Regions from separate parts of the Homo sapiens genome. Here regions 1, 2 and 3 are each linked to region 4. The links are chromatin loops, found by intact Hi-C in ENCODE. Cell type or tissue: ascending aorta. All regions are shown on one strand. Links, peaks and the distances in the headings refer to the core of each region. The heading gives the core; the rest is flanking DNA.

Region 1 (5,286 bases), core at 541-4,540, 1.2 Mb before region 4:
TGGGTCTCGCTGGCTCTGAAATCCCTACTGTTTCTACAGCAGACCTGCCAGTGTCCCTGTCACAAAGCACAGTAGTAACTACAGAAGACATTTGTGTTCCTGAAATGACAGAATCGCACATAAAAAGCTAATTATTATTATTATTTATCAAAAATCTGATAATAAGCACGAAGTGTTAAAAGTACTTTTATCACCATCAAGAGGTCCAGAGAGAGCTCTAACATCTAACACAGCAACTGGAAAGACCACATGCTGAGCTCCACCTTCAGACTGTGCAGTTCCACCACTCAACATCCTCTCACCACTCCAAAAGTTTCAGTGGCTAACCAGCCATTATTGTAAAAATTACAAGAATTGGCCAGGCGAGGTGGCTCACGCCTGTAATCCCAGCACTTTGGGAGGCTGAGGTGGGTGGATCACGAGGTCAGGAGTTCAAGACCGGCCTGACCAACATGGTGAAACCCCATCTCTACTAAAAATACAAAAATTAGCCAGGCATGAGGGTGTGCGCCTGTAATCCCAGCTACTCAGGAGGCTGAGGCAGGAGAATCGCTTGAACCTGGAAGGCAGAGGTTGCAGTGAGCCGAGATCATGCCACTGCACTCCAGCCTGGATGACAGAGCGAGACTCCATTTCAAAAAAAAAAAAAAAAAATTACAAGAATTGGGGGCCGGGCGCGGTGGCTCACGCCTGTAATCCCAGCACTTTGGGAGGCCGAGGTGGGTGGATCACCTGAGGTCAGGAGTTCGAGACCCGCCTGGCCAAGACGGAGAAAACAGTCTCTACTAAAAATACAAAAATTAGCCAGTCGTGATGGCGGGTGCCTATAATTCCAGCAACTCGGCAGGCTGAGGTAAGAGAATCACTTGAACCCAGGAGGTGGAGGTTGCAGTGAGCCAAGATCACACCACTGCACTCTAGCCTGAGCAACAGATTGAGACTCTGTCTTTAAAAACAAACAAACAAACAAACAAAAAAAAACAAGAATTGGGAGGATACATTCAGGGCAACTTCAATCTATCTCTTTGGGGGTGGGGAACAGAGACAAGAATATTGAAGCTGGGTGCCTGGGCATGGTGGCTCCTGTAATCCCAGCACTTTGGGAGGCCAAAGCAGGAGGATCAGTTGAGCCTTGGAGTTCAAGACCAGGCTGGGCAACATACCAAGACCCTGTCTCTACAAAAAAACTACAAAAAAAAAAATTAGCTGGGTGTTGTGTGGCACAACTAACAACTTGGGAGGCTGAGGCAGAAGGATAGCTTGAGCCCAGGAGTTTGAGGTGCAGTGAGTATGATCGCACCACTGCACTAATTATTTTACTTGAGTCCCTCTTAGCAAGTTTTATGTTTATTCCAATTTTACAAATAAGGACATAGACTCAAATAAGTTGGTTAATTAGAGAGAGAGAGGAGGTGGGCACACCCTGGGACAGCATTCACTCCAGACAGCACCTGAGGCTAGGGGGGCTAAAGCCACGCACCCTGAGGACCCTCAGCGGCTCCGGAGTCCCCGTGTTCCCCGGGTGCCGGTCGCGGCCTAATCACACCACAGGGGTTTGTAGGTGCTGGCATCACCTCATCAGTGACGGACCAGGAAGGCTCCTGCAGCCCAGCAGGTCCTGCTCGCCGGTGTCTGCCCTGCCCACCCAGTCTCGTCTCCGGGACCCCAAACGTGACCAAAGGGCACGGCCGTCCTCGTGCGTGGACACGTTCCACCAAGCTTACTCGCGCAGGGCGCGCCAGGGCTGCCCAGCCCTTCAGAATTTTCCCACTGTCTCTGAGGCAGTGACCCGGGGGACCCGGCCGCCTAAGGTCACAACACACGGCAGAGGCCCAGCGGCTCCGCCCGGCGCTGGCGGCCCAGCCCGCGACGAGACCCGGGGCCCCACGGTCCCGCAGGGGCTCCGGAGGCCGGGACCACCGGGCTCCCCGCATCGCCGTGACAACCAGCCCGAACCCGCGGGTCGTCCGCGCTCCCGACCCACCAGCCGGGAGCCGGCCCCGCCCTGGGGTGCCCGCCGCTTACCCCGCGGGACGGTGTACCGAGGCGGCGGCGGGAGGCGGGCGGGCGCCCGGCCGCGGCAGCTCCTCAGTAAGATGGACGCCATGTGCTCGGGCGCGGCGGCCGCTCCGGCCTCCTGCGCTGCCTCCTTCTCCGCGGCGGCCGCGGCTCTTCGCCGTCCCGGCGGCGCTTCAGACCCGGCCCGCGCGGACGGCTGACAGAGGCGGCTGGCCTCGGACGGGAGGCGCTCTCCTCAAGGACCCGGCACCAGCGGCGGCCTTGTCCCGGCACAGACGTCCGGAGGCGCGGGGCGGGGCGGCCAGGCCGCGGCTCCCATTGGGCCCCTCAGCGCCCGCCGCTGGCCAGGTGAGGGGCGGACCGCGCCACCGCGGACTACCGGTTCCGGCGTGCACCGGGACGGCCTGCACGCTGGGGTGCGGACTACCGATCCCGGCGTGCACCGGAGCGGCGGACTACCCTGAGGCGCGGACTACCGGTCCCGGCGTGCACCGGGGCGGCTGGCTCCTGGGGCTCGCTGCATCCTGGTTCCCGTCGTACCGTGGACGCCGGGGCTCGCAGCGTGGCGGCCGCAGGAGCTGAGGGAGTCGGCCGCGCTTGCGCGGGGAGTGTCTTTTCGTCTCCGGGCGGCGGCAGCAGCGCGTGTGTCCGGAACTTTTCTGGGACTAAGTCCTGCACCCACGAGTAGAAAACGGCTCCTGGGAGCTTGGGGCTCCAAGGGCAAGTCAGGGGACGCTGGGGATGGAGGGGCGCCCTCGACGCCCTCGGCCGCGGTCCCTCGCCGGCCCCCCTGCTCTGTGGCTCTGCCCTCGGCGGTCTGCACTCTGGCGCGCGCAGCTCTGAGTGCCTCTTCCCTGCGTACCGGGCGGCGCTCCCCAGATACGGCGCTGCTCGGCGTCGGGAGTCCCCGTCACCACTGGGGGGACGGGAGCGCAGGGTCCCGCCCCGAAGGACAGGGCCATGCCGGCCCCTGGAGGCGAGGGCACTAGGCCGGGTGGCGGCGCAGCCAGCATAGCGGCCCCCCATCCCGGCACACCGCGTCCTCCCGTCTGAGCGGGAGGGGTAGATATGGGTCCTGCGTTGGCGCGGGGGGACCCCTCGTTTCGCTCTGGCCTAAGCAGCCCCTGGGGTCCCGCGCGCCGCAAGAGCGCCAGACTTCCTAACCTGGGCCATACCCTGTCCGCTCCACTTCCCAGTCCAAGAAGGAACAGCCGAAGCCCAGGACGCCAAGGACCTGGCTCGAAGTCTCCAGAATTCCCGCCAGAGCTGGGCTGGGCTCGCGGACCGCTCATGCGCCGTCTCCCAGGAGCCTCCCCCCAGCCCAGTTTAATAGCCGGCCCTGACCAGTCCAGGGGAGAGAGACCGTGCAGCCTCCCAGCAGACCGTGACCTCTGAGCTCCACCTTCCCCTTCCTTCCCTAAGATGAGGATCCCTGAGTTGGGGCAGAGAAAGCAGGCAGGGAGAAAAATGGGGACCTGCGGCGCTGGGGGCCCAGCTGGTGGAGATCTCCAGCTAGGAGATCCCCAGCACAGCACTTGCCCTGCCCTCTGTCTTGTTCAGGGATGTAACCTGCCTCCTCCTGCTTCTCCGCGGCACCTCAGGGCACCGCCTGGGGAGGGTCTTGTAGTGCACACTCAGCATCTCTGTTCCCTGGAGCGCATGGGGTGTGAAACGCCTGATGCCAGCCAGCTCCCCAGTCTTGAGAGGCTGGTTGAATGGCACATCTCCCTAGGAGGCTCCCTCCCCAGGGTCCCCTCTGCCCCTGCTGTCCATGCAGTCGGTCCTCACCCGTCAGGAAAACGTAGCCTGCTTGCCTGGGTGGTTTTCCCCATCAGGAACTGCCAGGTACTGGGCCTGGATGGGCTTGAATTCCCCATCTCAGTGGGAGAAGGGGGCATTGTTTAGTGCAGGGCACTTTGAAGCCGTCTGTAAGTCCCTGTGTCCACACCGGTCAGTGGGCACTGCAGACATCAAATGCAGACAGAGTTTAAGCACAACTAGGCCTGAACCTAGGCCTGTGCTGCCAACAGACATGAAGGGGCCCCTTTTCCACCCATCCCCCAGGAGGCAAGAGGGGGATACAGAAGGATAGTCCTTGCCTCCCCACCCAGGGTTGGACCTGAGCTGGAGTGGACAGTTGGTCAGGGTCAGAAAGAACTGGACTTTTTATGGCCCAGCTGTAGGACTTTTTATGGCTCAGCTGTAGGACTTTTTATGGCCCAGCTGTAGGACTGTATGTCCTAGTCCTGGTCTGGACATTGGTTCTGAGCACCAGATGACCCTGCCCGATGCTGGCTAGGGAGGGTGACCCCGGAGAGGGTGCAAGAAACAGTGCTCCTCTCGTTAATGCTGTGGGGTCCCAGGTGTCCCGGCAAGGCCAGGCAGGAGGTGGTGACTGCCCCATCTGTGCTAGTGCCTGTTTACAGGACTTTGAATGACACTGAAAGAGGAGGGAAGCCCTCCCCGCAGTCTCCACCCTGCCCAAAGTGCTGGGTGTGAGGAAATGTGGAACATACCCTCGCCTGCAGTTGGGATGACCCACCATCCCTGGACCAGAACAAGGAAAGCCTGGCAGCGGAGAGCCAACAGCAGGACTGACACAGGCAGGTGCTGTCTGCGATGCTCGTGCAGCCCAGGCAGGGTGGGATCTTAGATAAATTTTCAACAATTAAAATAGCTGTGATCAGGCGCAGTAACTCACACCTGTAATCCCAGCACTTTGGGAGGCCGAGGCGGGCTGATCACGGGGTCAGGAGATCGAGACCAGCTTGGCCAACATGGTGAAACCCTGTCTACTAAAAATACAAAAATTAGCTGGGCATTATGGTGCATGCCTGTAATCCCAGCTACTCGGGAGGCTGAGGCAGGAGAACTGCTTGAACCAGGGAGTCAGAGGTTACAGTGAGCCAAGATTGTGCCACTGCACTTCAGCCTGGTGACAGAGCGAGACTGTCGCAAAAAAAAAAAAAAAAAATAGGTCAAAAGAAATAAGTAGAAATCTGGCATCCAGCCAGCTGACTGTGCACCCTTAAGGCTGGAATGAGGCCTTCCAGTCCCACATCTCCATATGCAGCAGAACAAGGGCACAGAACCATGGCGCAGTGGTTTAATAGCAAGCACTGTTTTTAGCCTTTTTCTCTTCTTTTTTTTTTTTTGGTTGGGGAAACTTCCTTTTCCTTCTCCCTATGTTCCTCACAAATCACATATAACCTTCCATAGTCACTCGGTGTATATACAAGTGACAGTAGAGAAACAGGGCAGGAAGCC
Region 2 (5,286 bases), core at 871-4,870, 810 kb before region 4:
GCCCCTACGCCAGCGTTTCTGCTTCCCCAGAATAGGCAGGCCGCAGGAATGAGCCGTACTCTCTGTCCTCAGCCCAAACTGCAGCCTGGCCACGTGGGTCTGTAGTCAAGAGGGAGGTCGGGGTCAGCAGGTGCCCTTCAACATAAAAGCCTACCTGCCTACCCCTTGAAGGGTGGCACGGGGCTGGACCCCACCCTGGAGGCAGGGGGCCCTCCTCCAGCAGCCAGGGCCCCTCTTGCAGCTCCTCCTGGGCCCAGAGACCCTTGGGGTCCATCGAGGGGGATGTTTGCAACATGGGTCCCAGGAGCACTCTATCCCTCAGGAGAGGTGGGACCTGTCCCCGCTGAGGCCAGGCCAAGTGCGTTCCCAGCATTCCCGTGACCCCAGGAGACAAGCACACTTCCCACAGAATGGACCCCCCTGCAGGCTGGCCCCAGTGCTCTGCCGCCTCCCTCAACCCTGACACTGTCCTCCGGCCCCACTCCCTACCCTTGCCCCAGCCTCACTGTGCCATGTCCCCTCCCTCACCTTGGCAGAGCATGGAAGCCTCACAGGTGGGGACAAGTCAGGGGCTCAGAGATCCTCTGGCCCCCTGCTCCGCCCAGCTACTTGTCTGGGCTGGCTGAGGAAACCTCCAGGGCAGTGCTGCCCACCCGAGGAAGGGGCCAAGCCGCCAGCCCTGGGCTGCCTCAGGCCCCGGGGGAGCGGGGCTCGGCCCAGAGGAGCCAGGGGAGATGCACCAGAGTTGGGGAGCCCTCTGTCTCCCTCACCAGTGCCCCCATGGTCTCTGTCCCAGCAGAATGTGGACAGCTGGGACCCCATCTCAGGAACAGGCGTCATCAGAGATGGGTGAGTGGCAGGCAAGTAACCAAACCTCTCCTTGCCTCAGTTTCCTTGGCCATAGAGATAAAAATCACATCACCTCTCTGAGCCTGGGGTGAAGATGAACTGGCTGCATGTGTGAAACGCTCAGCATAGAGGCAGTGTTCGGGCAGCCTTGGCCAGGACGCTGGTTGTCAGCTTTGGATTCTCCATGCTGGGGGAGCCCCAGCTCACGCCCCAGAGTTCTCCACGGGTCAGGGACTTGGTTTGGAGAGAAGCGGCAGCGGGGGCCGGGCTTGCTCACTGAGGAGGCCTGAGGCAATGGTTCCCTCGTCACACTCCTGTCCTTCCCCAAACTGTCCCCAGTAGGGGACCAGGGGCTGGGACTCAGGGACGGGTCCCAGCCAGGGCAGCTGGAGACTCAACCAATTCCTCGCCTGGCTCAGGATGCCACAGAAATGGGTCCCTACACCAGCCTTTCGGATTCCCTAGAACAGGTGGACCACAGGAATGAGCCATGCCCTGGGGCTCTGAAGCCCCCTACAAACGCAGCTCCCAGCCTGCTCACACAAAAGGGCTGGGCCAAGGTGGGCCCAGACAGGACCAGGTGTGCTATGGTCCTCACAGCAGCCAGGAGGGTGGAAATCCCCGGGGAGCCCCGGCCCAGGGTCCCCACTCCCCACGCGGGGGACCTGTACGCACCCCAGCTTCAGGGCTTCTGCTGCCTGAACACGAGGTCAAGGTATGGAGGGCGCAGCTGGCACCCGTAGTAACGACTTCATGGGGCCCCTGCCCTGCAGCCTGCCCCCTCCTCCCGCCCCCTTAAAAGGCCTCTGTCTTAAAAAAGAGGACCCCCATACTGGTGGCTGGAGTTTCGCTGTGTCAGGAGGCTGGGCAGAAGCGGTGGGCACCCTGGGAGGAGTGAGGGCCCAGGACAGCGCCTCCACTCGCTTCTCTGTCTAGGCTCCTGGGGGCGGGGGAAGGTGGCCGAGCAGCAGAGTTCGGCTGGCAGAGCCAGTCGAAAGGAGGCCGCCCACCCACCCGCGGAGAGAAGGGGTTAGGGCCGGCAGCCCCCGCAGACCCTGGCTGAGCCTGTTTCCCCAGACCCACGGGGCACCGGCCAGCGCCCGCTGACAACTTTTCTACCGCCTGGAAAAGTCCAGAACAACTCGGGGGCGGGGAGCGGGCGCGGGAGCGGACCCCGGCGGCGGGCGCTGTACGCGTGGCACTGTTTACGCGAGCGGCCCGGGAGGCGCGGCCGCGGGAAGATGGCGACGGCGAGGGCGGGGCCGGCCGGGCGGGGCTGCGGCCGCGGCCTGCGCGCCTCCTCCTCCAGGCTGGCCGCCGGGGCGCGCGGCGGCGGCGCTGAGGGCCGCGGGCCGGGAATCGGGGCCCGGAGAGCACGCTCCGGGCGGGGGCGGGGGTTCGGACCGGGCCGGGCGGGGTCGGGAGCGGGGGGCGGTACCTGTTGTTCGGGGCCTTGCGCACCAGGCCGGCCGCCTTTGTTTTCTCCCTGGCGAAGTCGCCGTCGAAGGGCAGCACCGAGGCGTAGCCGTGCTCGGCCTCTGCGGACACACGGCGCGGTCAGCGGCCCCCGCCCGGCACGGCCCCGCCGCCCGCCCACCGCCGCGGGCGCACAATGGGGTGCGAGCGCTACCTCGATCCCTGCGCTCCAGGTACTCGGCCGCCTCCAGCAGGATCAGCAGGGAGTTCAGCTCCATCCTCCCGCCCGCGCCCGTCCGCCCCGGGACGGCGGCGGCCGCTGCCCGGCCCGCTCCGGCCGGCTCCGCTCGCCGCCCACCCCGCGCGCCCGGCCGCCGCACTTCCAGACTCCGCGGACTCCGGCGCTCGGCCGCCACCCTCCGCCTCAGGCCCTCAAATTGACACATAAGGGAGAGCGGCGGCCCGCAGAGCCAATGGGAGGCGGCGTTCGCGCCCCGGGGGCGGGCGCCGGGCCGGGCTGGGGCCAATGGGGACGGGTCGAGCGCCTCGGGCCGGGCCGAGAATGTTGACAGATGCAGAGCTGGGCTGGGATAGGCCGGCCGCGCTAGTAACAATTTAGAAGCCCGAGCTTAGCAACAGCACGTGGTGGCCCGGCCCCCGCGCTAGCTGACTGGCGGCCGCCGTGCATGTTAAGTAGGCGCCGCGCGCCGATTGGCCAGAGCGGCCTATGTAAAACAGGCACTGCGAGCCAATGGCCGGTGGCGGGGCGCGCGGCCAATGAGGGCGCCGCAGCCGGACGCGTTGCCGAGAGGAAGCGCAGCGCGCGGGGACCGCCCGCCGTCCTGGGGGCCCGTTAGGACGCAGGAGCGTCTCCGCTACGAGAGCGAAGCAGGGCGCTCCGGGGCGTGCGCCGGGCCGGGCCGGGCCGCCGGGTCTGAGCGCGACGAAAGCAGTGGCTGCGTGGGGGGACGAGGCCTCGCGCTCTGCCCGGGGGTCTTGCGTGGGGCCGTGAACGACTCCCCTCCCCGCCGGGCGCAGAGTGGCCCCGGGAAGGGCCGGGACCTCGGAGAGGGACGCAGACGCTCTGATCCTAAGAGCCAGGCGTCTCTGAGGGTGTCAGTGGGGAAACAGGCCCAGAGCGGGCGGGCTCCTCAGATCGCCCAGTGGACGCCGGAGCTGAGGGAGGGCCCAGGTCTGGGGAAGGGACACAGACGTGCGGCCAGAGTCGAGAGGCTCCCCGGAGTGGGGGGCTGCATGCTCTGTGTCTGGCCTGAGGGGCAGGGACGTTCCTAGAGGCAGGCGCTGGCCACCTCTGGCCGAGGACGCCCTAAGTGGGGACGGGAGTGAACCCTTCATCAAATCCCAGCTGGCGGGTCTCCCTAGTGACCCCTGACCCTAAGGCTGGCCCAGACTGGCCTCGGCACCCCCCACCCTCTCGCAGATTTTTTTTTTTTTTTTTTTTGAGACGGCTCTGTTGCCCAGGCTGGAATGCAGTGGCGTGATGTCAGTTCACTGCAACCTCCGCCTCCCGGGTTCAAGCGATTCCCCTGCCTCAGCCTCCCAAGTAGCTGGGACTACAGGCGCGTGCCACCACGCCCAGCTAATTTTTGTATTTTTAGTAGAGATGGGGTTTCACCATGGATGGTCTGGATCTCCTGACCTCGTGATCCGCCCGCCTCGGCCTCCCAAAGTTCTGGGATTACAGGTGTGAGCCACCTCGCCCGACCCATCTCACTGATTTGATTTTTGAGGTTGGTGGCCTGGATGTGCCAAGGGCCAGGCCCCGCAGGCTGGAGAGTGTGGAGGCATAAGGTGGCTGGACCCCTCCAGAAGTACTCAGTGGGACACAGGGGCTGCTGCTGGCAATGAAACTGAACAAAAAATGCAAAACCTCAGCACCAGGACTCCTGTGAAAGCTTCGTGTGCATCTCCCTGTGTTTTGCATGCCCGGCTTGCAGATCAGGACATGGGACTAGACGCTCAGGGATTTGCTGGGGTCTCCCAGAAATCTCAGCAGAATGGAGATTAGTGCTGCCACACACGGCTCAGGGCTATAGGAATGCAGAGGCCAGAGCCTCCTGGCCTGGCTGGTCCTGCTGGGTGTAAGCCTGTGGTGTGGGCTTCAGAATAATGTGTGTTCCCACAGAGCCCTGCAGGACCCAGTGGGGAACTCGGACACTGCTATGAGACAGCCCTGCATGGACATTGAGACAACCCCCTTGATGTTAGCAGGGGCCCTTCCTGTTCCCGCCCCACAGTGACGCCAGGGCCCAAGGCAGAGCCCCTCACAAGAACTCAGCACTGAGGCCCTCCAGGTTTGTCTGCATGGCTGCTCAGAGCTGTGCATGGTAAAGAAAGGTGCCCAAGTCTGGGGAGGAGCAGGGTGTGTTTGGGCTCTGGGGACCCAGCTCTCCACTTGGGGATGAGCATTTTGCAAAGTTGCCCCATCCCTGCTTTGGCCACTGGGTGAGTTGCTGCCGACAGCTAAAGCGGACACCTGGCCTAGTACAAGTGCACCTGCTGGGCATAGTGCACGCCCCCTTCCTGCCATGGGCCAAGAGATTTGTTCTGTGTGGCAGTGGGCAGCACAGGTGCGCAGGTGTGTCTATGGGGAGGCACCTGCATGCTACCCCAGTCTAAGAGATTTTTAGCCTCAATTTAGGCCATTTAAGGACTCACCCTCACCTCCCCACCACACTGAGGACCAAGCACTTCCCTGGTGTCCCTGGGCTCAAACCTTGCCTGGTAGTGTGGGCACCACTGCCTGGGGGAGCAGGAAGGAGTTGGGGTTGGGAGGAGAAGCTGCAGGAGGCGATGGATGACTGAGGGCTGAGCTGCAGCTAGGGAGGGAGGTACTGGAGGCATCGGCCAGCAATGGCAGGAGGAGAGGGAAGGGGAGGGAGCAGCCAGGAGAGGCCTGGAGGTGATGTTGGCCTGGCCCAGATGGCTGCAGGTGGGCCTGGAGCCCTGCCAGGAGAGGTCTGGAGCCCCTGGGGGATAGGGGCACTGGTCCCACCTGCA
Region 3 (5,286 bases), core at 830-4,829, 830 kb before region 4:
AACAGAAACAATTAGGCTAGTTCTCAGAAAACCGCAACAGTAACGAAAAGTAATTAACAAGAAAGTGGATCTATTTGGATCCATTTTATCTTTTTTTCCAAAGATAAAATGGTTTAAAATGCATTACACTTTATAGAGCAGCATTTGTTTTTAATTCAAAATAAATGGATCCAAACAAACCCAAGCCACCAGGAGGCTAGGCAGCCTCTCTTCCCTGCCCTCCGTACGTAAGAAGACGCAAATAAGCATGGCACATCTTCTGAAGATCAACTAAATATTTACCTCAACGTCTCGCCGGGCAAGGCTCCACCTCCAGAGTCCACCACCGCGACGCGGAGAACAGCAGGAGCAGCAGGGAAGCGCGCGGCCACAATTAAGGGTGCTTCGGGCCGGCCTTCAGCCAGCGCTGAGGCAGCCCCGACGCCAGGGCCGCGCGAACCCCAGAGGCAGCGGCAAGCCCCAGGGATCCGCGGCCCCAAGGCCGCGATACACCAGACGCGCCAGCGGCAAAACCTTCCTTCGGAGGGTCACCCAGCTGTGACACCTAAGCACGCTGACAAAACAAACGCACAAGCCCACCGAATCGCCGTCGACACCGAGCTGCAGAAGACGGGGGTGACAGGCCCCGCACAGCCCCCGCCCCAGCTCCTCGCCCAGCGGACCGGGCCCTGATCCCCGGGCAGCTGCTGGAGCACCTGGAAGGAGCCCCCAGGAGCGCAGGAAAAAAAAGAGGCACCTGGGTGCAGACGGGGATCGCGGCCACTCCTCCAGCCCCACACCCCTGCGCCCAGAACCGAGGCCCGCGTCAGTCACCTCAGGAAGTTCCGCTTGCTTCTCGCAGGAGCCCGCCGCCACCGCCCTCCGTGCCCCGCGCGCCTCGCACTGCCTCACGGGAGCGCCTGGACGCGCGCAAGCGCACAAGGCGACGGCGTGGTCGTGGGGGATGACTGTTTGCGCAGGCGTAGTGTCAAAAGAGGCGGAGTCGGCGAGGCTGGACTATGGGGTGGAGCTGAGCAGGCGGCGCTCGGCCCCCGGCCGCTGCGGGCATCCTGCCTCCTGGGCGGGGCGCAGGGCAGAGAGAGGCGGGGTCTGGGCCGGGAAGGGCGGGGACAGGGCCTGGACAGGGGCGGGGCCTGGGCAGGGGGCGGAGCCTGGGCAATGAATGGGGTGCAGAGGGGTGCAGAGGGGTGCGGTGGGGCGCCCTCTGGGGAGCTGAAGCTGCGGGCCTGCTCTCAACGGAGCCGTCAGTTGTGCTTCAGGCCTGCCCTGCCCCGTACTTCAATCTAGACCCTCTGAAGGCACTTTTGAATGGTACAAAGAGCAGCGCAGGTTGGTGGTTGGGAGACAGGCTGGAGCCCGGCGGTGATAGCGCTCGCCCCCGAGAGAGACGAGTTCCCGGAACATTCACAGCAGCCCGACCAATGCCTGGTACATTTTAAGGGTTAGGGATTGTTCGCTTAGAGTCTTTTACAATGAACTTTATTTTGCAAAAACACTTAATTTCTAATCCCTCACCAGAACACTATGTAAAAGCTGACTTCTGGCCGGGCGCGGTGGCTCATGCCTGTAATCCCAGCACTTTGGGAGGCCGGGGGGGGGGGGGGGGGGGATCATGAGGTCAGGAGTTCGAGACCAGCCTGGCCAAGATGGTGAAACCCCATCTCTACTAAAAAATACAAAAATTAGCCGGGCGCGGTGGTGGGCGCCTGTAATCCCAGCGACTCGGGAGGCTGAGGCAGGAGAATCGTTTGAACCCAGGAGGTGGAGGTTGCAGTGAGCCGAGATCACGCCACTGCACTCTAGCCTGGGCGACAGAGCAAGACTCCGTCTCAAAAAAAAAAAAAAAAAAAAAGCTGACTTCCTCCACAATTCCCTTTTCAAAATGTTAGAAATAAACGGAATGGCCTGAGTTAAATACATCGATATATTTAACTCAAGGAGGATGGTACACCATTTCCAAAGAGGATGGCAGTCAGTGAAAGATGACTGAAACGGGATTGCTAAATTTCATGTGAATCTGGCTGATGCCCTACAGCCCAGTGAAACCAGACCTCTCTATTGGACAGAATTCGTTTGCATCTCTACCAAACAAAAATCCTTTGCCACTCCTCAGTCTTCCACAGGTTAGCAGGGGCTTTGGTCATGGGTAAATATAATAGTACTCCCTCCCTTCAGCGTCAAATGACCCTAAAGGTGGCTTGTTAGACAATGTCCTAGTCCAGGGTGACTAGGTAGAAGTCGTTTGGATAGTTTTTCTTAATATTTTTAAGGAGAGAAATAAGAATGTTCTAAGGCAAATATTGTAATCTGATCGAGTCAAAGATATTTCCTATTCATTCTTCACTTGTTTCACGTTTTTTTCCTCCTCTTTTAAAAGTCAATAAGGCCTAAAATGATCTGAAAAACAAACATGATGGGAAAAAATTCAAAGAGTGGTGCCCAATCTGCAGGCAAGGAAACCAGGGATGCTGGAACGGGGAGGCCTGGTGGGAGGACCCTTGCAGCCCAGGGTTGGAGGTTGGGGGTGTGCATCAGGGGGCAGAGTTGAGCCAGTTTGGACAGGAGGAAGTGGGAGCTGTGCAGGCAATGCCTTCCAGAAATGTTGCTGATGAGGCAAAGACTGGGTGGGAGGAGTGTGACACAGAGAGAGAGATACAGAGAGACAGAGAGAGACAGAAACAGAGAGACAGAGACAGAGAGACAGAGACAGAGACAGAGAGACACAGAGAGACAGAGACAGAGAGACAGAGACACAGAGACAGAGACAGAGAGACAGAGACACAGAGAGACAGATAGAGACAGAGACAGACAGAGAGACAGAGACAGACAGAGACACAGAGAGAGAGAGAGAGGAGAAAGACAGAGAGCGAGCATGCAAAACAACACAAGCTGAGGGGGTGGGAATGCAGGGCTGAGGGGAGGATTTTTTATTTTGTTTTGTTTGAAAATGAGAGGAACTCGGGGATATTTATAGACTGCAAGGAGGAACTCTGAGGAGACAGCATTAAAGACGGCAGAAAGACAAGGGGCTCCTTTATAGAAAGAGATCCCTGGAGGGCAGGAGGGGTGCACTCCAGAGCCCTGGAGGCCGTTCTAGAAACCCACTTTCCTAGTGACTCCTGGGTGGTTTCTTGGGCCACAAATTAATTCTCCATCTGATTTTGAATTGCTGACCATAGTTATTTGTTGGAAAGGTGTTTATGAGACCATAAAAGCCATAAAACCATTAAGTAAAAATTACAACAGTATCAGCCCCTGGAGTACAAATGACAAACACAATAGGTTTAACTATACAGATGTGGAAAGTTTTCTTCAGCTTGCCTTGGGAATTTAAGAAAGCAAGTATGTTACGTGTATTTCCAGGGTAAGCTTTCTTTTCAGCAGTCAAAATTATTTGGAGTTTTAGTAAGGTCAAAAGATAAATGGAACCCAGGAATTAATCCTCCCTGAAAAAGCCCATGAGAATATAATGGACTAAACAGACCTAAAGACAGAGCTGTGAGGATCAAGTGTTTTTGCTGTTTGCTTTTTCTCCTTCCTGTGGAAGCGATTTTCTCCTATTAGTATTAAAAAATATTTTAGGTTTTGGACAGTATCTTTTCTGACTGTTTTTAAACTTTAGAAGTAACAGTCAGATGCTAAAGATTATTTCTTTTAGATGTAGTTTTCCATGAATTTTGTGGGACTCTATTCTGCAAGCAATGGAGAATGGGGGCTGTTTTCAAGCAGGAGAGTGAATTCTCAGATGTGTGTTAGAAGCATAATTCTGCAAGATGAAAAATGACAAAAGGTGGTAAGAGACAAGATACAGGACCACTCTTGCAGCATGTAGGAGAGGAGGAGAGAGCTGGACAGAGAGAGCTGCAGGAGCTGGCAAAGCCTGGGGCCTGATGACTAGCCTGGGTCCGAGACACTCCGGGGTTTCCAGCTGAGTAGGGAGTGGCATTTCTTCCTATTCTTCCCACTAATCCTTCCTGTTAAGAAGAAAGTAGAAGACTATAGGGTTGGGAAAGAGTTTGTTTTCCATCCTGTTGACATTCATGTGACAAAGCGAGAACTCAGTCCCCAGACTCAGGAGCAGGTTTGGGTCAGCACAAGCCCAAAGGAGGTGACAGAGTTCATTCACCAAGGTGGCCACGTGGAGAGGGCCTTTGAAGTGGGGAGGAATGGGAACCACAAGGGCTGGCAGCAGAGCCTGGGACTGGTGGGGTGTCAGAAAGGGCCTCAGGACAGGAAGAGGAGTTGTGAACCCCTGAGGCTCAGCAGGCCAGTGGCATAACCATTTACATTCTAGAAAGATCCCCATGAGGCCAGTGTGTACAGGGCTGACCTGGCCAAGGACTAGGAAAGGAGGAAGGAGCAATGCGAGAAGGCCCTGTGGCGATTAGCCCAGATGATTCCAGCGCCTAATTTGGGTGACCATAATCTCAGCAAAAATGTGGTGGGAAGGGATATAGGGGGCTCAGGGCCCACTTCCCAGAGGAGGCTGTGCCTGAGCTGGTGAATGCAGGGAGCAGGTGGGAGTGGGGGCTGAAGCCAGGGCAGGGGTGGGCCGGACTGAGCTGAAGGACAAAACGCGGTGTTTCAGTTTAATCTGGAGGCCATGGGGACCCAGAGGAGGACTTTAGGGAGGTGAGCAAGGAGACCTTTAAGGTCATTCAGGCTGCCAAGAAGAGGGTGGGTAGGAGGCTGCAGGCAGGGTCCTACTTGGAGGGGGACTTGCTGTAACCCAACAAGCACAAAGATGGAAAACAGAGATGGACTCTGCTGGGAGAATCAAGGGCTTCCCAAAGGACAGGGGTCCTGTCCCAGGTATCCCACCCGCCAGCCTGGTGAGCAGGGGAGGGGTGCGTCTCCAAATCTCAGTGTGCCACCTGTGAGAAGGGCCCAGCATGATGGTACCAGGCACCAATCATACATGGAACTGGGCACAGCCCCTGGCACCTGCATGCCCTCGATAGAAAACGGTAGTGGTGATCCCAAATCCTAATATTTGGGATTTAAATGTCCACATTTACATGAATGGCCAAATCCTGGTGTCTCTGAGGCCCCAGCCACATTCCCAGGAGGAACTGCTTTCTTTCCTGGGGTGCCCCCGCTAATGGCCTCGAGGGCCCTGGGGCCCACACAGGTTCAACGATCCGGACTCTGCTGCTGGGGGTTAGGGGAGCTCAGATTCCTCCCTGAGGCCCCCAGCAGTTACCCTCCATGGCCACCCCACAACCTGCTGGCGGGTCCCACTGGGCCACCTCCAGTGCATAGCTGCCGTGTGCACAGTGTGGCGAC
Region 4 (5,286 bases), core at 704-4,703:
TGGTTTGGGAGCATATAACAGAATGACCTGGAGTCACAGCAGCTCAGACGGAAGTGTATTTCTCCCTTACAGATGAAAGAATTCCAGGCCAGGCTGGAATGACAACTGCACACAGTCATCTGGGCCCCCTCCTTCCAGCTCCCATCACCCCAGGATGTGGCTTTTATGCAGATGATCCAAAATGGCTGCTCAAGTCCCAGCCAACACATCCCATTCCAGGGAGCAGGAAAAAGGTGTGTCTTTCCCTTCATTTTATGTGATTCCTTTCTAGAAGTACTACTCATTACTTCTGCTTGCATCTCCCTGGCTAGCACTTACTTAGTTATATGGCCATAGCTAGCTGAAGGAAGGACAGGGACTGTCATACACTAGCTAAGAGGCAAACTGCTTAGATAAAAAGGTCTCTAAAGAAGGTCAGAGCGGCTGCTAGGGTGCAACTCTATTACTTATTGTTATGGGACGAACTGTGTCCCTCATTCAGGTTGATGTCCTAAGCCCCAGAACCTCAGAATGGGATTGTATTTGGAGACAGGTTCTTTAAGGAGGTAAGGAGGCTAAAATGAGATCATTAGGGTGGGCCATAATCCGACTGATGTCTTACAAGAAGAGATTAGGACACGGACATGCTCAGAGGGACGGCCACGTGAGGACACCAAGAAAGGCAGCTGTCTGCAAGTCAAGGACAGGGCTCAGGGGAAACCAACCTTGCCAACACCTTCATCTCGGACTTCTAGCCTCTAGGACCATGAGAAGATACATTTCTGTTGTTTAAGCTGCCCGGTCTGTGGTACTTTGTTATGGCAGCCCAAGTAAACAAATACAGTCATCTGCTGCTGGAACAAATCACCCCAGCACTGTGGCTTGGCAGCACACATGTCTAGTCATAGAGTTATATGTAGTTACGTGTAGAGCCATATGTATCGTCACACGTTCTGTGGGTCAGGAATTTGGACCCAGCTTAACCAGCTCCACTTCTCGCCAGGGTTCAGTCAAATACCAGCTGCCTCCCACCTGAGAGCTCAGCCGGGGAAGGGTCCCTTTCCAATCTCACGTGGTGTTGGCAGGATCCAGTTCCTCATGGCCTGCTGGACTGAGAACCTCAGTTCTCACTGCCTGTTGGCCAGAGGCCGCCTTTATGTCCTCGCCATGTGGGCCTCTCCAACATGGCAGCTGACTTCATCAGAGCATCCATGCCAAGAAGGCAACAGAGAGGGCCAGGGAGACTGAAGTCATACCCTTTTGCGACCTAGTCATGGGGTGACATTCCATCACCTTTGCCCATTGGTTAGAAGCAGGCCACCAGGTACAGCCCAAGCTCACGGGGAGGGGTCATACAAGGGTGTCAATACCAGGAGGTGAGGGGTGCTGGGGCCATCTTATGAGTCTGCCCACTGAGGTAACTAACAACCTTGAGGCCTGACACAGTGGACAAAGGCCCTTATTAACAGCAGAGAACTGGGAACTTTATTTATTTATTTATTTTTGAGACAGAGTCTCACTCTTGTCACCCAGGCTGGAGTGCAATGGCATGATCTTGGCTCACTGCAACCTCCACCTCCCAGGTTCAAGCAATTCTGCCTCAGCCTCCGGAATAGCTGGGACTACAGGCATGCACCACTACACCCGGCTAATTTTTGTATTTTTAGTAGAGACAGGGTTTCGCCATGTTGGCCAGGCTGGTCTCGAACTCCTGACCTCTGGTGATCTGCCTGCCTTGGCCTCCCAAAGTGCTGGGATTACAGGCGTGAGCCACCGCACCTCGCTGGAACTTAATTTTTTTAGAGACAGTGTCGCTCTATCACCCAAGCTGGAGTGCAGTGGTGCAATCCTAGCTCACTTGCAGCCTCAAATTCCTGGGTTCAGGTGATCCTCCCACATCAGCCTCCCAAGAACTGGGAACTAACAGCTGTTTCTCTGCTGTCCTTCTCAAGAAAAGGGAGGCTACTGCTACCCCACTGGGGACAATGCTGGGTTTCCCTTTAGGACAGGCTCTGAGACAAGGCGGAGGTGCTGTTTGTGGCCACAGAGCAGGGGACTCTGGGTTGCAGGTGTGGCCTGGCTAAAGTAGGCTTTACTGGGCTCCTCTCTGCCTGCATCACCCCCCGGCTGGGCGGTTGTCTCTGAGGCCAACCTTACTCCCTGCTGGGCAGGCTGGACAGCTGCCCTCTCCGTTTGCCCCTCTACCACCCAAAAGGCAGGAGGCTCTGGAGACCAGGACCCTGCCCGCCACGGCCTGTGTCCCAGGCGTGAGGGGGTGCCCCACAGACCTCTGCTGAGCTGCTGCTGAATGACGCCCCTTGGGGGTCCTGCCGGAAGGTCAGAGCAGGGGTGCACTCCCATAAAGAAACGCCCCCAGGTCGGGACTCATTCCTGTGGGCGGCATCTTGTGGCCATAGCTGCTTCTCGCTGCACTAATCACAGTGCCTCTGTGGGCAGCAGGCGCTGACCACCCAGGCCTGCCCCAGACCCTCTCCTCCCTTCCGGGGCGCTGCGCTGGGACCGATGGGGGGCGCCAGGCCTGTGGACACCGCCCTGCAGGGGCCTCTCCAGCTCACTGGGGGTGGGGTGGGGGTCACACTTGGGGTCCTCAGGTCGTGCCGACCACGCGCATTCTCTGCGCTCTGCGCAGGAGCTCGCCCACCCTCTCCCCGTGCAGAGAGCCCCGCAGCTGGCTCCCCGCAGGGCTGTCCGGGTGAGTATGGCTCTGGCCACGGGCCAGTGTGGCGGGAGGGCAAACCCCAAGGCCACCTCGGCTCAGAGTCCACGGCCGGCTGTCGCCCCGCTCCAGGCGTCGGCGGGGGATCCTTTCCGCATGGGCCTGCGCCCGCGCTCGGCGCCCCCTCCACGGCCCCGCCCCGTCCATGGCCCCGTCCTTCATGGGCGAGCCCCTCCATGGCCCTGCCCCTCCGCGCCCCACCCCTCCCTCGCCCCACCTCTCACCTTCCTGCCCCGCCCCCAGCCTCCCCACCCCTCACCGGCCAGTCCCCTCCCCTATCCCGCTCCGCCCCTCAGCCGCCCCGCCCCTCAGCCGGCCTGCCTAATGTCCCCGTCCCCAGCATCGCCCCGCCCCGCCCCCGTCTCGCCCCGCCCCTCAGGCGGCCTCCCTGCTGTGCCCCGCCCCGGCCTCGCCACGCCCCTACCTCACCACGCCCCCCGCATCGCCACGCCCCCCGCATCGCCACGCCTCCCTTACCATGCAGTCCCGCCCCGTCCCTTCCTCGTCCCGCCTCGCCGCGACACTTCACACACAGCTTCGCCTCACCCCATTACAGTCTCACCACGCCCCGTCCCCTCTCCGTTGAGCCCCGCGCCTTCGCCCGGGTGGGGCGCTGCGCTGTCAGCGGCCTTGCTGTGTGAGGCAGAACCTGCGGGGGCAGGGGCGGGCTGGTTCCCTGGCCAGCCATTGGCAGAGTCCGCAGGCTAGGGCTGTCAATCATGCTGGCCGGCGTGGCCCCGCCTCCGCCGGCGCGGCCCCGCCTCCGCCGGCGCAGCGTCTGGGACGCAAGGCGCCGTGGGGGCTGCCGGGACGGGTCCAAGATGGACGGCCGCTCAGGTTCTGCTTTTACCTGCGGCCCAGAGCCCCATTCATTGCCCCGGTGCTGAGCGGCGCCGCGAGTCGGCCCGAGGCCTCCGGGGACTGCCGTGCCGGGCGGGAGACCGCCATGGCGACCCTGGAAAAGCTGATGAAGGCCTTCGAGTCCCTCAAGTCCTTCCAGCAGCAGCAGCAGCAGCAGCAGCAGCAGCAGCAGCAGCAGCAGCAGCAGCAGCAGCAACAGCCGCCACCGCCGCCGCCGCCGCCGCCGCCTCCTCAGCTTCCTCAGCCGCCGCCGCAGGCACAGCCGCTGCTGCCTCAGCCGCAGCCGCCCCCGCCGCCGCCCCCGCCGCCACCCGGCCCGGCTGTGGCTGAGGAGCCGCTGCACCGACCGTGAGTTTGGGCCCGCTGCAGCTCCCTGTCCCGGCGGGTCCCAGGCTACGGCGGGGATGGCGGTAACCCTGCAGCCTGCGGGCCGGCGACACGAACCCCCGGCCCCGCAGAGACAGAGTGACCCAGCAACCCAGAGCCCATGAGGGACACCCGCCCCCTCCTGGGGCGAGGCCTTCCCCCACTTCAGCCCCGCTCCCTCACTTGGGTCTTCCCTTGTCCTCTCGCGAGGGGAGGCAGAGCCTTGTTGGGGCCTGTCCTGAATTCACCGAGGGGAGTCACGGCCTCAGCCCTCTCGCCCTTCGCAGGATGCGAAGAGTTGGGGCGAGAACTTGTTTCTTTTTATTTGCGAGAAACCAGGGCGGGGGTTCTTTTAACTGCGTTGTGAAGAGAACTTGGAGGAGCCGAGATTTGCTCAGTGCCACTTCCCTCTTCTAGTCTGAGAGGGAAGAGGGCTGGGGGCGCGGGACACTTCGAGAGGAGGCGGGGTTTGGAGCTGGAGAGATGTGGGGGCAGTGGATGACATAATGCTTTTAGGACGCCTCGGCGGGAGTGGCGGGGCAGGGGGGGGGCGGGGAGTGAGGGCGCGTCCAATGGGAGATTTCTTTTCCTAGTGGCACTTAAAACAGCCTGAGATTTGAGGCTCTTCCTACATTGTCAGGACATTTCATTTAGTTCATGATCACGGTGGTAGTAACACGATTTTAAGCACCACCTAAGAGATCTGCTCATCTAAGCCTAAGTTGGTCTGCAGGCGTTTGAATGAGTTGTGGTTGCCAAGTAAAGTGGTGAACTTACGTGGTGATTAATGAAATTATCTTAAATATTAGGAAGAGTTGATTGAAGTTTTTTGCCTATGTGTGTTGGGAATAAAACCAACACGTTGCTGATGGGGAGGTTAATTGCCGAGGGATGAATGAGGTGTACATTTTACCAGTATTCCAGTCAGGCTTGCCAGAATACGGGGGGTCCGCAGACTCCGTGGGCATCTCAGATGTGCCAGTGAAAGGGTTTCTGTTTGCTTCATTGCTGACAGCTTGTTACTTTTTGGAAGCTAGGGGTTTCTGTTGCTTGTTCTTGGGGAGAATTTTTGAAACAGGAAAAGAGAGACCATTAAAACATCTAGCGGAACCCCAGGACTTTCCCTGGAAGTCTGTGTGTCGAGTGTACAGTAGGAGTTAGGAAGTACTCTGGTGCAGTTCAGGCCTTTCTCTTACCTCTCAGTATTCTATTTCCGATCTGGATGTGTCCCAGATGGCATTTGGTAAGAATATCTCTGTTAAGACTGATTAATTTTTAGTAATATTTCTTGTTCTTTGTTTCTGTTATGATCCTTGTCTCGTCTTCAAAGTTTAATTAGAAAA

The links. Hi-C counts contacts between places; a loop is a spot of excess contacts. Peaks named below come from ENCODE experiments on the same cell type or tissue, not always from the same donor. Only the 100,000 strongest peaks of a DNase experiment are listed, where the experiment ranks them.
Region 1: it touches region 4 in a loop (3-fold over the local background); 2 of 110 quality-filtered maps call a loop at or near these places.
Region 2: a loop joins it to region 4, with 5 times the contacts of the local background. A loop is called at or near these places in 2 of 110 quality-filtered maps.
Region 3: a loop joins it to region 4, with 5 times the contacts of the local background. A loop is called at or near these places in 6 of 110 quality-filtered maps.

The regions. Positions count from the first base shown.
Region 1 is chr4:1,853,844-1,859,129 of GRCh38, forward strand. It overlaps LETM1 (leucine zipper and EF-hand containing transmembrane protein 1), which reads right to left and starts at 2,313. Exons shown (of 14, transcript NM_012318.3): 1 at 2,026-2,313. The coding sequence starts at 2,107. RefSeq lists silencers at 779-955, 1,750-1,939, 1,950-2,509, 2,910-3,129 and enhancers at 1,521-2,022, 2,660-2,729, 3,399-4,194. In ascending aorta, for the core only: no CTCF peak of the experiment used is centred there; DNase peaks (open chromatin) are centred at 1,816, 2,448, 2,908, 3,681 and 2 weaker places; H3K4me3 peaks cover 2,737 bases; H3K27ac peaks cover 1,447 bases.
Region 2 is chr4:2,259,438-2,264,723 of GRCh38, forward strand. MXD4 (MAX dimerization protein 4) reads right to left here and starts at 2,672. Exons shown (of 6, transcript NM_006454.3): 1 at 2,480-2,672; 2 at 2,288-2,387. The coding sequence starts at 2,543. RefSeq lists enhancers at 1,199-1,791, 3,023-3,684, 3,685-4,344 and silencers at 1,892-1,951, 1,962-2,351, 2,442-2,501, 2,552-3,391. In ascending aorta, for the core only: no CTCF peak of the experiment used is centred there; DNase peaks (open chromatin) are centred at 2,034, 2,374, 2,904, 3,474 and 3 weaker places; H3K4me3 peaks cover 3,065 bases; H3K27ac peaks cover 2,563 bases.
Region 3 is chr4:2,241,238-2,246,523 of GRCh38, forward strand. It overlaps POLN (DNA polymerase nu), which reads right to left and starts at 884. Exons shown (of 26, transcript NM_181808.4): 1 at 814-884; 2 at 283-553. HAUS3 (HAUS augmin like complex subunit 3) reads right to left here and starts at 884. Exons shown (of 6, transcript NM_001303143.2): 1 at 814-884; 2 at 283-553. It also overlaps the pseudogene COX6B1P5. RefSeq lists enhancers at 67-568, 175-274 and a silencer at 955-1,314. In ascending aorta, for the core only: a CTCF peak has its summit at 2,539; DNase peaks (open chromatin) are centred at 954 and 2,554; H3K4me3 peaks cover 557 bases; H3K27ac peaks cover 3,217 bases.
Region 4 is chr4:3,071,164-3,076,449 of GRCh38, forward strand. HTT (huntingtin) reads left to right here and starts at 3,518. Exons shown (of 67, transcript NM_001388492.1): 1 at 3,518-3,925. The coding sequence starts at 3,663. It also overlaps HTT-AS. RefSeq lists silencers at 2,574-3,193, 3,344-3,783, 3,894-3,963 and enhancers at 4,124-4,353, 4,364-4,413. In ascending aorta, for the core only: a CTCF peak has its summit at 2,492; DNase peaks (open chromatin) are centred at 3,018, 3,338, 4,028, 4,378 and 3 weaker places; H3K4me3 peaks cover 2,608 bases; H3K27ac peaks cover 2,454 bases.